Regions from separate parts of the Homo sapiens genome. Here region 1 is linked to region 2. Evidence: chromatin contacts called from ENCODE Hi-C or POLR2A ChIA-PET data. All regions are on one chromosome and are shown on one strand. Each heading gives the region's core, a stretch centred on a gene start or an enhancer-like site at or near the end of the contact. The rest is flanking DNA. Distances are from core to core; before and after follow the strand shown. Region 1 has its middle 140 kb from the start of LINC02920. Region 2 overlaps ASMER1 (adipocyte associated metabolic related lncRNA 1).

Region 1 (6,062 bases), core at 1,722-4,221, 350 kb after region 2:
TGAGGTCCTGGCTCTGCATACTAGTTCTTATGTCCATCTGCTTTGATCTGGAGGTCATTATTATCTACAATGTCACATCAAATCTTCTGTCTACCTAGAGGTTTAGTTAAGAGGACTTCAAATTCTGGTTCCTTGATGTAGCCACAGCCACAGAATGTCATAACAGTACATGTTGGATGTACCTCTCCAGGTTGCTATGAATATAATGACATGAAAATCATTGTAAAATTATAATATCATTGGCTAATATGTATTTAATATGAATTATGTGTCTAGGACTGGGCAGATGCTTTACATATGTTGTCTCACTCAGCAGTCACAAAGGGCTCTGAAGTGGGTGCTATTATCACCTATGCCCATTTTACAGATAATAAAAACTGAGGCACAAAGAAGCTAAGTAACTTGCCTGGGACCCTATGGCAAGACAGTGACACAGTTGGGATTGCAAAGCTACAGTCAACAACTCCACAGTCCATGGATTCCCACATGCCTCGAAGGCATGTGACCTTAAACTATCTGTTTACATCAGAAACTCGCCATAACCCCCACCACATTTACTCTAAGTCCCTGCAGGATTTAGCTTCAAACTCTTTCTCAACCTCATCTCTTGTCATCTCCACTTTCCTCCCTGCCTCCCGCCCCTATACTTTAATCATAGCAGGATCTTCACATTCCCTGGAACGTGCAGACTCTGTCATCCCGCTCCGTTTTCCACGTTCTGCTCTTTGACTCCAGGTGTTCGTCCCCCATGCCCCAATGCACGTTGTGCACATCTCCTGCCCTTATGACCCGGAGGAAACGTTATCTTCTCTGAGTTCCAAATTCCCCAATAGGTAGTTGCTCCCTTCTTCCTTCCCATGGCACGTTATTGAGACCTGTACTCTGACACCGGGTAGGGCTGCAGTAAAGCACCAAGTTGCCCGGGGCACCACAGTTATAGAAGCACTCGTTCTTAGAGTCAAGGGGCAGAATAATTCATGGCGATATTAACTTGTATTTTCTCCTTGCAAGTATGATCTTCGGTTGGGCTGGGGTAGAGGAAATATAGAAGAGGGAGAGGGAGGTGATTACCTCCAGGCAGAGAAGAGGATGAAGCTGACCGGGAGCTTTGGGCAGCAGGACTCAGGCGGGCCCTACTTCTTGGCAGAGCCCTGCGAGGAAGCAAGGCCATAGAAAGGGAATAGCTGCCTGTGTATCTGGGAAGATGGCCCTGCGCACCAGAATCCCAGATCCTCAAGGATCCAATGGTCCACCTGTGTCATGGAAGTAGTGGGGTTTCCAGACCTCAAGTAACCAGCCAGGCACGGACCACAGGCACCCAGAAATAGCCCGTGGGGAGCCAAAACTGAAGGGGATCTCCTCCATGCTCTGGGTTGTGAAAGACCTTGAGACCTTTGCATGAGAGAGAGACAAAGCCAGGAGAAACCCTCAATACTGACAGATTGCATTTCCCATAAGCCCAGCAGGTTGAGAGCTCAGAGTTGCATTGAATCTCCTTTAAAGATAAAATCAAGACACGTGCCATTTACTGCACACACACCTCCATTTGTGAGCCATGATTCATACCCAAAACATGTGTTTCCATGTCTGTCTCCACTACTGGACCATGCACTTTTTTAGGGCAAAAACTGACATTTTTTGTCTTCACATTCTCAACCTTTGGGAGGCACCTACTGCAAAGCGGGCCCTGAACGAAAGCCTGCTAAATGGATGAAGAGAAAATGAACCAGTCAGCCAGGTAGCTGATCAATCTCTAAGGGTTCTGTAGCTCTTGGAGTCTATGAAAGAAAAATTAAAAGTACTAGACCCTCCAATTCAATCTCTATCTGGGAAGGTAACTAACTAAGGTCAAGTCTTCCTCACCAAAACAGCCAAAAGGAAGAAGAAGGGAAGGGAGTTGCTAACTCACAAAGGCTTCTTTATTCCTTAGCCTTTGATTCAAGAGGATGAGTAAGTGAATTTCTTTTCTTTTTTATTTGTTGTAGTGCTGGCTTCCTTCAGGCAGTATGAAAAATCAAAGAATTAGGCTGGTACCTATATCAGATAACTTGACCAAGGACTGTTGGAAGTCAATGAAAAGTGACCCTTTGGGAAATGCTGTTAGGAAAACAGTGTTTCCCTCTCTACTGTTTTTTATAACTACTGGAAACTTTGTGCTTCACTAGCTGGTTCTTCTAGGTGTTTATATTCTGAAAGGCCATGACCCGGATAATTTGGTTGAGAGAATTTCTGCTCATGATTGTGTAGTTACCTGGCTTCTGGGCATCAAGGATACCAGGACACACAAAAACACTCTATGATAGCCCAGATTCACAAGGTTTCATGCAATTTCTTTTATGTGCAATTGCTGGGTCCCCTCCCCAGAAGAAAATACAATGCTGTAAGGGTCAAATACCTGGAAAATATCCTAGGTGACATTTAGAAAAAAAAATTTTTTTCACGTAAGTTAATAAGTCAGCAGACTGCTCTCCTCTCTATTCTCAATACCTTGAGAGACTGGCCTGTGTCAGTGGGAAAAGACGGCAATTTGATAAAAGCAGGGTCTATATCACAGGAGATCTGGCCTCCAAATATTCCATTGTACAAATAAACAGAAGAATTTCAATCTTCTTTCCATTCTTAGGGCTCCTAAGAGATCCCCTTCCCTCTCCTATTCAGGGTGGTTTAGCTCTAATTAAATTATTTTCTCTTGTACAAACTAACAGGCTCGTCATTAGCTTCCAGTTAGAAAGATCCTATCATCCTCTTAACCATCTCTATAAGAGCTGGAATGCCTTGACTTTCCCAAGAGAGGAGACAGGGAGAACAGGAACCTCCATCACCCTAGGGCTATTTGGCAATCTTCCCTCTTCTTCCTTCAACACCCCTTTTTGAGGTTAGAGTCATCCTATTCCTTCCTTCTAGGTTCCACTGGAGTCAGAGGGATTAGGCAATGGGGCATGGACTGCAATGCTCCAGCCCCACCCAGGGGTCAGGGCTCACAGCCAGGTTACTCAAACAGAGGTCACTGTGGCTCTCTCCTGCTGCTCAACCCAGGCTGGAGCCGCTAGCCACAGATCTTAGACACACACCACGGGCAAGGACACAGGGGTCTGGCTTTATTGGCTGTAGGGCCAGTTTGGCTGGGCGACTAGGTGGACATTCTAATGACTAAGCACCTTTCCTTAGCCACTCCCAGGGTCAGTTAAGAGACATAGATTTTAAAACCAAGAGAAACAAAACCTAGCAAACAAGAGAGATCCAGAGAGAAAAATACTGTAAAATTTACAGATTAGAATAGACAGTTTTACCTGTACAAGAATCTGTTTTTGATTTCTGCTAAAAATATTGCATATTCATTATATTACCAAACCAAATATTAACCTGACCATGGCTTTCAATAATGGTGTTAGGATAAACCTGTAATTCCTATATCAAGGAATAAAGTCAAATGAAATTAAATATAAATGAAACCAGCATCTTGGACCTTAAGGTCTTCCTAGATGTTTAGGGTTCACTTTAGAATTTCAAGAGTAGCCTATCTCCTTATCCTCCTCTCAATAGAGCCTGCTTTATTTCCCTCAAGTGTTAGTAATCATAATGCGATCCTAATGTATTAGATTTGGTTCCCTACTTTATTTCTAGGCTTTTCAGTTTTGTCTAGTTGATCATATTTTTTGTTTTGTTTTGTTTTTGTTTTTTTAGCTAAAAATGGCCTGTGGATCTATCCTGTGTGATATTTGACATACCCTATTTATATTTAAATAGATGCTTTGAGAAATGTAAGGTTTCCTTTACAATATTCTAAGTTTGGGCAAAGTTCACCATTGCATTAGGGTTGAAGTATAACTGATTATCTAACTTCCATCGCTTCTTCACTTCCTTAAAATTCTTTGATTCAGTATGTGGGGGGAGGGCGAGAAGTTGTTTCTGATCAAAACACTTTTTCTGAAGAATATTCTTTGGTACTGATATACTTCGTCAATATGATTTATAGCAAGATGTGCGCTACACCAGTATTGTGTTAAATGTGCTTCCAGATGACCTAGCCTCTGATCATTTTATTCTTTTTTGATTTTTCAATTGCTCATATAATTCATTTCAAACAAAAGGAAGAAAGTGATCATAGAAATAGGCTAGGTAGCGGGAAAGGAAGACAGAAATGCTTAACAAGTTGCAAACAGGAAAAAGAAATTAGGACAAACGGGCTTCAGAAAAGCCGCAAGCACGCTGGTAAACAAACTTAGGCTGCCCTGGAGCAACCCCCTGTTTGTCTTTGCTTTATGGTGCAATGTAGTCTAGTGGTCTGATCAACTGGGAATCTCAGTTTTGCCTCAGACTCCCTGTTCTGTACTGAATGGCCTTGGACAGGGATCTCTGATGTGAGATAGGCAGGTTTTCAAACTGTGAGGGTCAATGTTTATAAGTGGAAATGTTGCAAAGGGGTGAAGGGCATTATTACAACTAAAGGAAGCACTATTATATAGAAACAATCAAATCAAGGATTTTTTTTTCTGCACATTTAGAGCCAAACACTCAATTTTCCTGCCCTGACAATTTGTTTATTTGTTCGTGTTTGGATTTTATTGAGGTCCCTGATAACACAGGCATTTTGGAAATGGGTGGGAGTATGTGTGAATAGCAAAAGAAATCATCTACTGGCAGGTATTGATAGTTTCTTCTGTTTTGTGCATCCTCTCTTCCTATCCCTAGAACTGATCTCTTTTTTTAAATAAGAATATATATTGTAATGTATATTTTAGATTTTATAATAAGCATGCTTAGTTATTTGCATTTTTCTCAAAATAATATTATATGTACATATTAGTAATCAAGATATTCAAACACATCTTTAGATGAAACCATGTTTAAAGAAAGCTCTACTTCTATTAAAATCCTGCGATACTTAGAGCAGTGCAGTTTAGCCGAGTTTGCTGATGAGTGAAATCCATAAATAGTTAAGAGCCTCCAGCCATGGTAAAGAGGAAGTAAAATAGACTGATCTCATGACCTAAAAACAAAAGCTGCAAAATAATTAACATTTTACTTAGTATTTAAACAAAATATTGTAGAGTGAGAATTTGGTTATATCTGAATTGGATTTTCATCTCAATGTTGGAGTCCAACAGACTTGGAACTATTATGCTTTCTTTTATTTCAAAGTTCAGGCTTTAATAAGAAAATTGTTTCTATTGTTCATTAAATTATATAATCACTTAAGAGGAACTGTATCCAAGTTTTTACCTTTAAGCCTTATGTACAAATTACAAAATGTAAAAGTTAATTCTTTAAAATTTATATTCTGTGTTTAGTAGATTATTTTTTAATGTTGAGTACTGTTTTCCATTTAGAATTCATAGATCTAAATAGTAACAGGCCCTGCTTATCTAGGAGTAAAGGAAGAAAGAAACCTATTCTTGCCTCCAGCTTACCCCAAACATAGAGACTGAAGAAATTAAATTTATTCTAGGCTCTGCTGTACAAAGCCTAGAAAAATAATCTAGCCCAATAGTAATTAGTTTCCCTTTTTCATCTCTCTTCTCTTCGCCTGGCTTCCTTTTTGTCTTTTTTTCTCCTTTTTTTTTCCTTTTTGTTCCAATATATTTGGGTACCTACTGTGTACCCAGCACTGTGATGCTGAGTGCCTTGGAATTAAAAATGAAAAAGATCCAGGGTCAGAGAGCAGACCAGAAAGATGGCAAATGAGAAACCATCTACATATTCCACAAGGTACTGAGAGAGAGCATTAGCAAGACACAGAGATGAGGTTGAGGCGAGCGGATCACCTGAGGTTAGGAGTTCAAGACCAGCCTAGCCAATATGGTGAAAGCCTGTCTCTACTAAAAAATACAAAAAATTAGCCAGGTGTGGTGGCAGGCACCTGTAATCCCAGCTACTTGGGAGGCTGAGGCAGGAGAATCGTTTGAACCTGGGAGACAGAGGTTGCAGTGAGCTGAGATCACGCCATTTGCACTCCAGCCTGGGCAACAGTACTGAAACTCCGTCTCGGGAAAAAAAAAAAAAAGAGAAAAGAAAAAAAGACACATAGATGCAACAGGCTGCAGGACTTAAGGTTTTAAGGA
Region 2 (5,956 bases), core at 404-2,903:
CTAAAGGCATTTCAGTAATTTGTCTTTTATGACAAGAAGAAAATCATCCTTTGAAAGATATGTATCTTGTTTTAAATTTGCATTTAAAAGTCTATCACTAGTAGATTAGTTTTGTTATTTTGCTCTTAATCTGAGCACAAAATAAGTTTGTTTTGATTATCTCAAACTCTGGGAGGTCTTTAAAATTAAATAACAAATCCGAGTTTTATTCAAAATTATTTACAACAGTCTTTTGTCTTATTCTAGAAAATTAAGGGGACTACACATAGCAAAAATCCCGAGGCTGTGTTTGTTTCACGCTGTTACTTGAATCTATGATGAAATCATTTCCTAGGCTTATTCTTTAGAAAATAAAACTCCTTAGGGCAGACTGACCCGAGTTGCACAGGAATGTAAATAAAAATGATTATTTCTCTCTTTACATAAGACAAATATTTTACTACATTGTGTACTATAATAATCTTTCTCATGGCCAACACAGAAATATTAGCATCTACCAAATATGGTTAAATCCTCAAAGCCTACTTATAAAGCAAAAGCAGCACTGGAAATTGACATCACTTACATTTAGTCACATTTTCAAAAGAGCATGATTAATGAAACAGAAGTGTTCTCATGGAGCGTGTGCACCATGTGCTAGTGACAGTTATATCAGAACGAACTACATGTAGCATTTATCTTCCTTTTGCTCTGGTATCTCCCGAGTGAAACGCTTGGGTGTGTATGAAAAGCATAGGGAGAATGACAACTCATTTGGTATTGACTTGGCCTTTGTCCCAGCTCTCTCTTACATCATCAACCCCTTCCTCATCTCTGCTGTCACTGACTTTGAGAAAGCACATGGTTCAGCCATTTGACATCCTCTCTGTAAGACCAGGGATGAGTCTGCTATGCGTAGCTCTGTTTATTAAAACCTCAATTTTAAGAAGGTTACCATTCTACATAAAACCCTTGACCTCTCAGAGTTAGTGGTATGAGCCTAAAAGTTGCCAGGACATGCTAAACTTTTCCTGAGAAAGAGTCCAGTCAACAATTTTATGACAATCCTTCTGACCTGAGCTTTGCTTAATACCATCAAATAAGTCACAGGACAGTCAGGAGATTGGAAATGTATCACTTGATGAGGTTTTTCAGATTGATAACACGAGGGTAAGCAACTGTGTCATCCAGGAGGCTCCAAAGTCCAGGGTCCATTCAGGGCCAACTACAGCAGTGCCCCTTCCTAAGTCCAGGCCATTCACACCAACCGAAGCCCAGCAGGGGGCAGCTTCCCAAAGCTAAATCTAAAAAGACCATAGCCAGCCCAGCTGAAAGTCCCAGGAAAAGGCAATGTTGCCTAACAGTCATGAGACAGCTGGAAAAGTCCCTGCACCTGACACACACTGTTACAGACAGTGCTGCCTCATAGACGTGTAGAAGGCACATCAGGGAGAGTGTCGGGGTCAGGCCAGAAACTTCACATTAAATCAGGGAGGATTTGTTTGGGGCTCACATTTAGACAGAGAACAAAGACTTCTCTGTCATTTTTGTAGTTTTGTTCATTTGTATTTGAAAATAGCAGTTCTCTCTCTGGCCTGACTGCATCCCTTTGATGGTAACTGAAGCTTTCCATTGCAGCGGTGCTCCTGACGGGGGCGACATTGAACCTGCTCAGGGCTCAGGGCTCCTCTTCCCGGCTCTGTGGCCTCCCCGAACATGAGTAACACTATGGCCTGCAAAGATAGGACTTAATTGTCCTTAAAAGGAAAAATGCCTGCATGACCAGAGTTGGACCAAGCCAGAACAGGAGCCCCTGAGAAGTGCTAGGTACATTTTTAACAGTTCCTGTTTACTTTCCATAGGAGATTATGAGAAGAACACAAGAGCACATTTATAAGTAGTTTTCATGATTCATGTTATCACTGAAACCAGATGCTATTCTGAATCAAACAACCCTGAAGTGATGTGCAATTCTAATATCTGCTTAATTAATCAAAATATTCATTAATACGTAAGAAAACACATTCTGTTTGTGTTTTAGAGTACACATTTATCACATGCTCATAAATACTTAAATACAGGAGGTATGCTTGGCAGATAAATTATTAACTTTTCAGAGATCTGCAGATTTTAGAAAGTTTTGGGGGGAAATTAAATTTTAATAAAACAGCATTTTACTTAATTACAGAAAAATCAAATAAAATTATTTTCTAGATTCTGAAAGAAAAACAAATAGATTATAAACTGTAAATGCCCTTTGTCTTATGATAACCTTGCTAGCTTTAGTAATTGTATAATATTATGAACCTTGGGAAACAGTGCAAAGCATCAAAAATCTTATATTAACATATATATTGACTCTAATAAACCTATATCTGTATTAGTGTTTAATATTGATTAAAATTGCTTATAAGTTTATATTAATAGGAAATACATCCTGATTTAGTAGGATTTTAATAACTACAATCATGTATTGCTTAACGATGGGAATATGTTCTGATAAATGCATCAGTAGGCAATTTCATCATGTGAACATCAATATCATGGTGTACTTACACAAACCTAGATGGTATAGCCTACTGCTTCTAAACTACATACCTGTACAGCATGTTACTGTATGTAGATGACTGTAACACAATGGAAAGTATTTATGCATCTCAACATAGAAAAGATACGGTAAAAATATGGTATTATAATCTTATGGAACCATCATCATATATGCAGTCTATTCACTAAAATGTCATTTTGCGTGATAAGGGCATTTACTCCAATATTGCTTTATTAGATTGGCATCCTTGCTGACTCAAGACCCTTTCCTTATGTACTGATGACCACCTATTGATTCTCAGAAAGTCTTATATTCTCACTCTTGTGCCACCCTCAGTTATTTCCCTCTGCCTTTCACAGCTAACTGTCCACTTCACACCACTAATCAACTGCTGTGAACTTGGCTTTTACCTTGATCTCAGCTCTTCCAAAAGTCACCAATCATTTCCTAAATGCAAAATATAATGACCTTTTCCCTGTGTCCATCATACTTTGTATAACATTTGATATTGTAATGAGTTGAATTGAGTCCCTCTCAAAAAAGACAAGTTGAAATCCTAACCTTCAGTATCTCAGAATGTGACCTTATTTGGACACAGAGTTGTGGCAGATGTAATTAGTGATGAAATGAGGTCATACTGGAGCAGAGTTAGCCCCTGATCCAATATTACTGGCATCCTTCTAAGAAGATGGCCATCTGAAAACATATACACAGAGAGGACACACTGTGACAATGAAGGCAGAGATTGGAATTAGGAAGTTGCAAGCCAAGGAGCATCGCAGATTGCCAGGAAACCACCAGAGGTTAAGAAGGGGGCAAGGAAGAATCTCTCAGAAACGTAAGAGAGACTGTGGCCCTGGTGATGCCTTGATTTCAGACTTCTAGCCTCCAGAACTGTGATGTGATCAATTTCTTTGATTTTAGGCAGTTTATGGTGCTTCATTATGGCAGCCCTAGGAAACTGATAGTTACTACTGACCAAGGCTTTATTCTGCACTTACCACAATTTTTTAAATGCTCTTGTCCACAGGGTTCCATACACCATATTTTTCCAGAAGCCTGGCTACAGATTTCATAGGATCACAGGATTCTTTACTGCCTCTCATCTCCTATTTCCTTTTTTTTTTCCAACAGGATTTAACTCTGTGTTGCCCAGGCTGGAGTGCAGTGGCACAGTTATAGGTTCACTGCAGCCTCTCCATCTCCTGGGCTCAAGTGATCATTTTCCCTCAGGTGCCCAAGAAGCTAGAACTACAGGCGTGCATCACCACACCCAGCTAATTTTTATTTTTTCATACAGATAAGGTCTCGCTTTGTTGCCCAGGCTTGTCTCTAACTCCTGGCCTCAAGGGATCATCCTGCCTCAGCCTACCAAAGTGTTGGAGATACAGGCATGCACCAGCATGCCCAGCCTGATATTCCTTGAAATACCTCAAGCCATCCTGTAGTATCAACTACCACAAATATGTGAGGGCTGCTCCAGTTCATATCTACATCTTGAACCTCTCTAAGTCTCCATGGGTCAACCTCCTGTGTTTTCCTGCAGCACACCAAAGTGTGCTCAAAAAAGCAAATGAAAAAGAATACAAAACAGTTGATACTCACTTGCAAAATAAAACCAGATGCAGCTTTCTTTACAAATTGAGAAAGATGTTTTTTAAGCATAATGACTAGTGTTGGCAAATGAACTTGTCCCTCTCAAATATCATGTGAGACTTTGGTTTGATACAATTTTACTGGAGAGTTATTTAGCAATGTGAATCAAGTATTTAAGAATTGTTAATTCCTTTTGACCTAGTAATTTTACTCCTTAGGAATTATCCCAAGAAAATAATCAGACCTGCACCAAAGATTTATATATGGATACATATACAAAGCACATATTTGCATATAAGGACTACACCCACAGATCCATAACCGTAAAGTCTCAAAGTTACTGACTGTTGGCTTTTAAACTTTTAAACTTTTAAACACAGATACATATCTCTGAGTCTAGTCTTTATATGCAAATATATATGTTTTATATATGTATATTTTTTGAATCATTTTATGTGGTTTATATTTATTCAATTTTTATATGCTTGGTTTAGAAGCATATAAAATGTTCACTTTTCAGAAAACATTAGGAATTGGTTATATTTTAGAAAGAAACGTAGAATATCACATTTCAATTTGGACTAGCACTTTTCAAGCGGCTGCTAACCACATGTGGATAGTGGCTATCCTATCAGCATAGAGCTACACGAAGGGCATATGACTGCTTATTTTACTATGCTTGCAATTTCTGTAGCTTTGATTTTTTTTAAATAAAATGTTGGCCAGGCACGGTGGTTATGCCTGTAATCCGAGCACTTTTGGAGGCTGAGGTGAGCTGATTACCTGAGATCAGGAGTTCGAGACCAACCTGGCCAACATGGTGAAACCCCGTCTCTACTAAAAATCCAAAAAAATTAGCCAGGCGTGGTGGCAAGTGCCTGTAATCCCAGCTACTCGGGAGGCTGAGGCAGGAGAATCACTTGAATCCGGGAGGCAGAGGTTGCAGTGAGCTGAGATCACGCCATTGCACTCCAGCCTGGGTGACAAAACCCAGACTCCTTCTCAAAAAAAAAAAGTTGGGGGAGGAAAGGCCTTTGAAAACACTTGCAATCACATTCATTCTGCTTCAGACTGTTTACTCTTCTTAATCCCTGCTAACCATGGTTAATTCACTAGCATTTTTGCTTTTCAAGCAGTGACATCCACAAGACCATATTGTGATCTTTCTATTCTTTGCATAGTTTCATGGTTCTTAGAGGAAAAAAAAAGATGTCACACATAACAAACAAACTAACCAGTAGTGACACTAAAATGAGAAAAGGGTTTTGGCATGGCTCAAAAAAGCCATGTGTATAATTTTTAAATCAGTGCTGCAATTTGTGGCCCAGCAAGTGAGACGGCATTTTGCTTCCTCCTCAAGAACCCTTTGTTCTTGTCATGAACCAGAATTTAAGCTTCTGCACTCTGTTTCTGGGAGGCAGAGTCCTCTTTGACCTGATCTGTCTCCTTTGACAAGGAGACAGATTTTAGCTTGTCCAAAAAAAGATAACCCCTGCTGCTCCTTGTTTGGAAAAAACACATTCTCCTTCCTGGGAGAGGCTGAAAGAAGAATTGACTACAAAAGAGAATGTAACAAGTCTTCATTTTCAACTCATTTCCCTTTAATTTTTATGCCAAGTACAGCCGTGCCTTGAGTGATGTGGCAACAGGCTGAATTTCCCCTTCTTTCTCAGATTGTCTCTTATTTTGACAACGGCCTCCTTTCGTTAATAAGAAGTCAATGACATGTTCCTCTGTTTTCTTAACAAAAATCTGCACTGCTTGTGGATAGGATGGTCACATAATTTCGCAGTCCACAATGCTGGGGACTAGGGGATAGGAAAAAACGTAGAG

The links. A loop is a pair of places that touch in the nucleus more often than their neighbours do. ChIA-PET counts read pairs that join two places held with the same protein, here RNA polymerase II (POLR2A). Pooled maps may share reads with other maps.
Region 1: a loop to region 2 is called in a map of Caco-2, with 7 times the contacts of the local background. The contact joins two enhancer-like sites. A Hi-C loop is called at or near these places in 7 of 168 maps with a recorded cell type or tissue (CD14-positive monocyte, Caco-2, Calu3 and 4 more), 3 of 37 single-sample maps with no recorded cell type and 10 of 50 pooled maps. POLR2A ChIA-PET finds 5 or more read pairs at or near these places in 1 of 52 experiments (PC-9).

The regions. Positions count from the first base shown.
Region 1 is chr21:15,207,470-15,213,531 of GRCh38, forward strand. No RefSeq gene overlaps it. Among named protein-coding and RNA genes, the nearest start is that of LINC02920, 140 kb to the left of the region's middle. RefSeq lists a cis regulatory region at 2,816-3,208. Within about 2 kb of position 2,972, at least 6 of the 41 ENCODE cell types and tissues checked have a DNase peak (open chromatin) inside an H3K27ac peak, as active enhancers do; they include CD14-positive monocyte, where a contact is called at or near this core.
Region 2 is chr21:14,863,164-14,869,119 of GRCh38, forward strand. The region is part of intron 1 of ASMER1 (adipocyte associated metabolic related lncRNA 1); the gene reads right to left. Among named protein-coding and RNA genes, the nearest start is that of ASMER1, 53 kb to the right of the region's middle. RefSeq lists an enhancer at 1,515-1,564. Within about 2 kb of position 1,654, at least 16 of the 41 ENCODE cell types and tissues checked have a DNase peak (open chromatin) inside an H3K27ac peak, as active enhancers do; they include CD14-positive monocyte, where a contact is called at or near this core.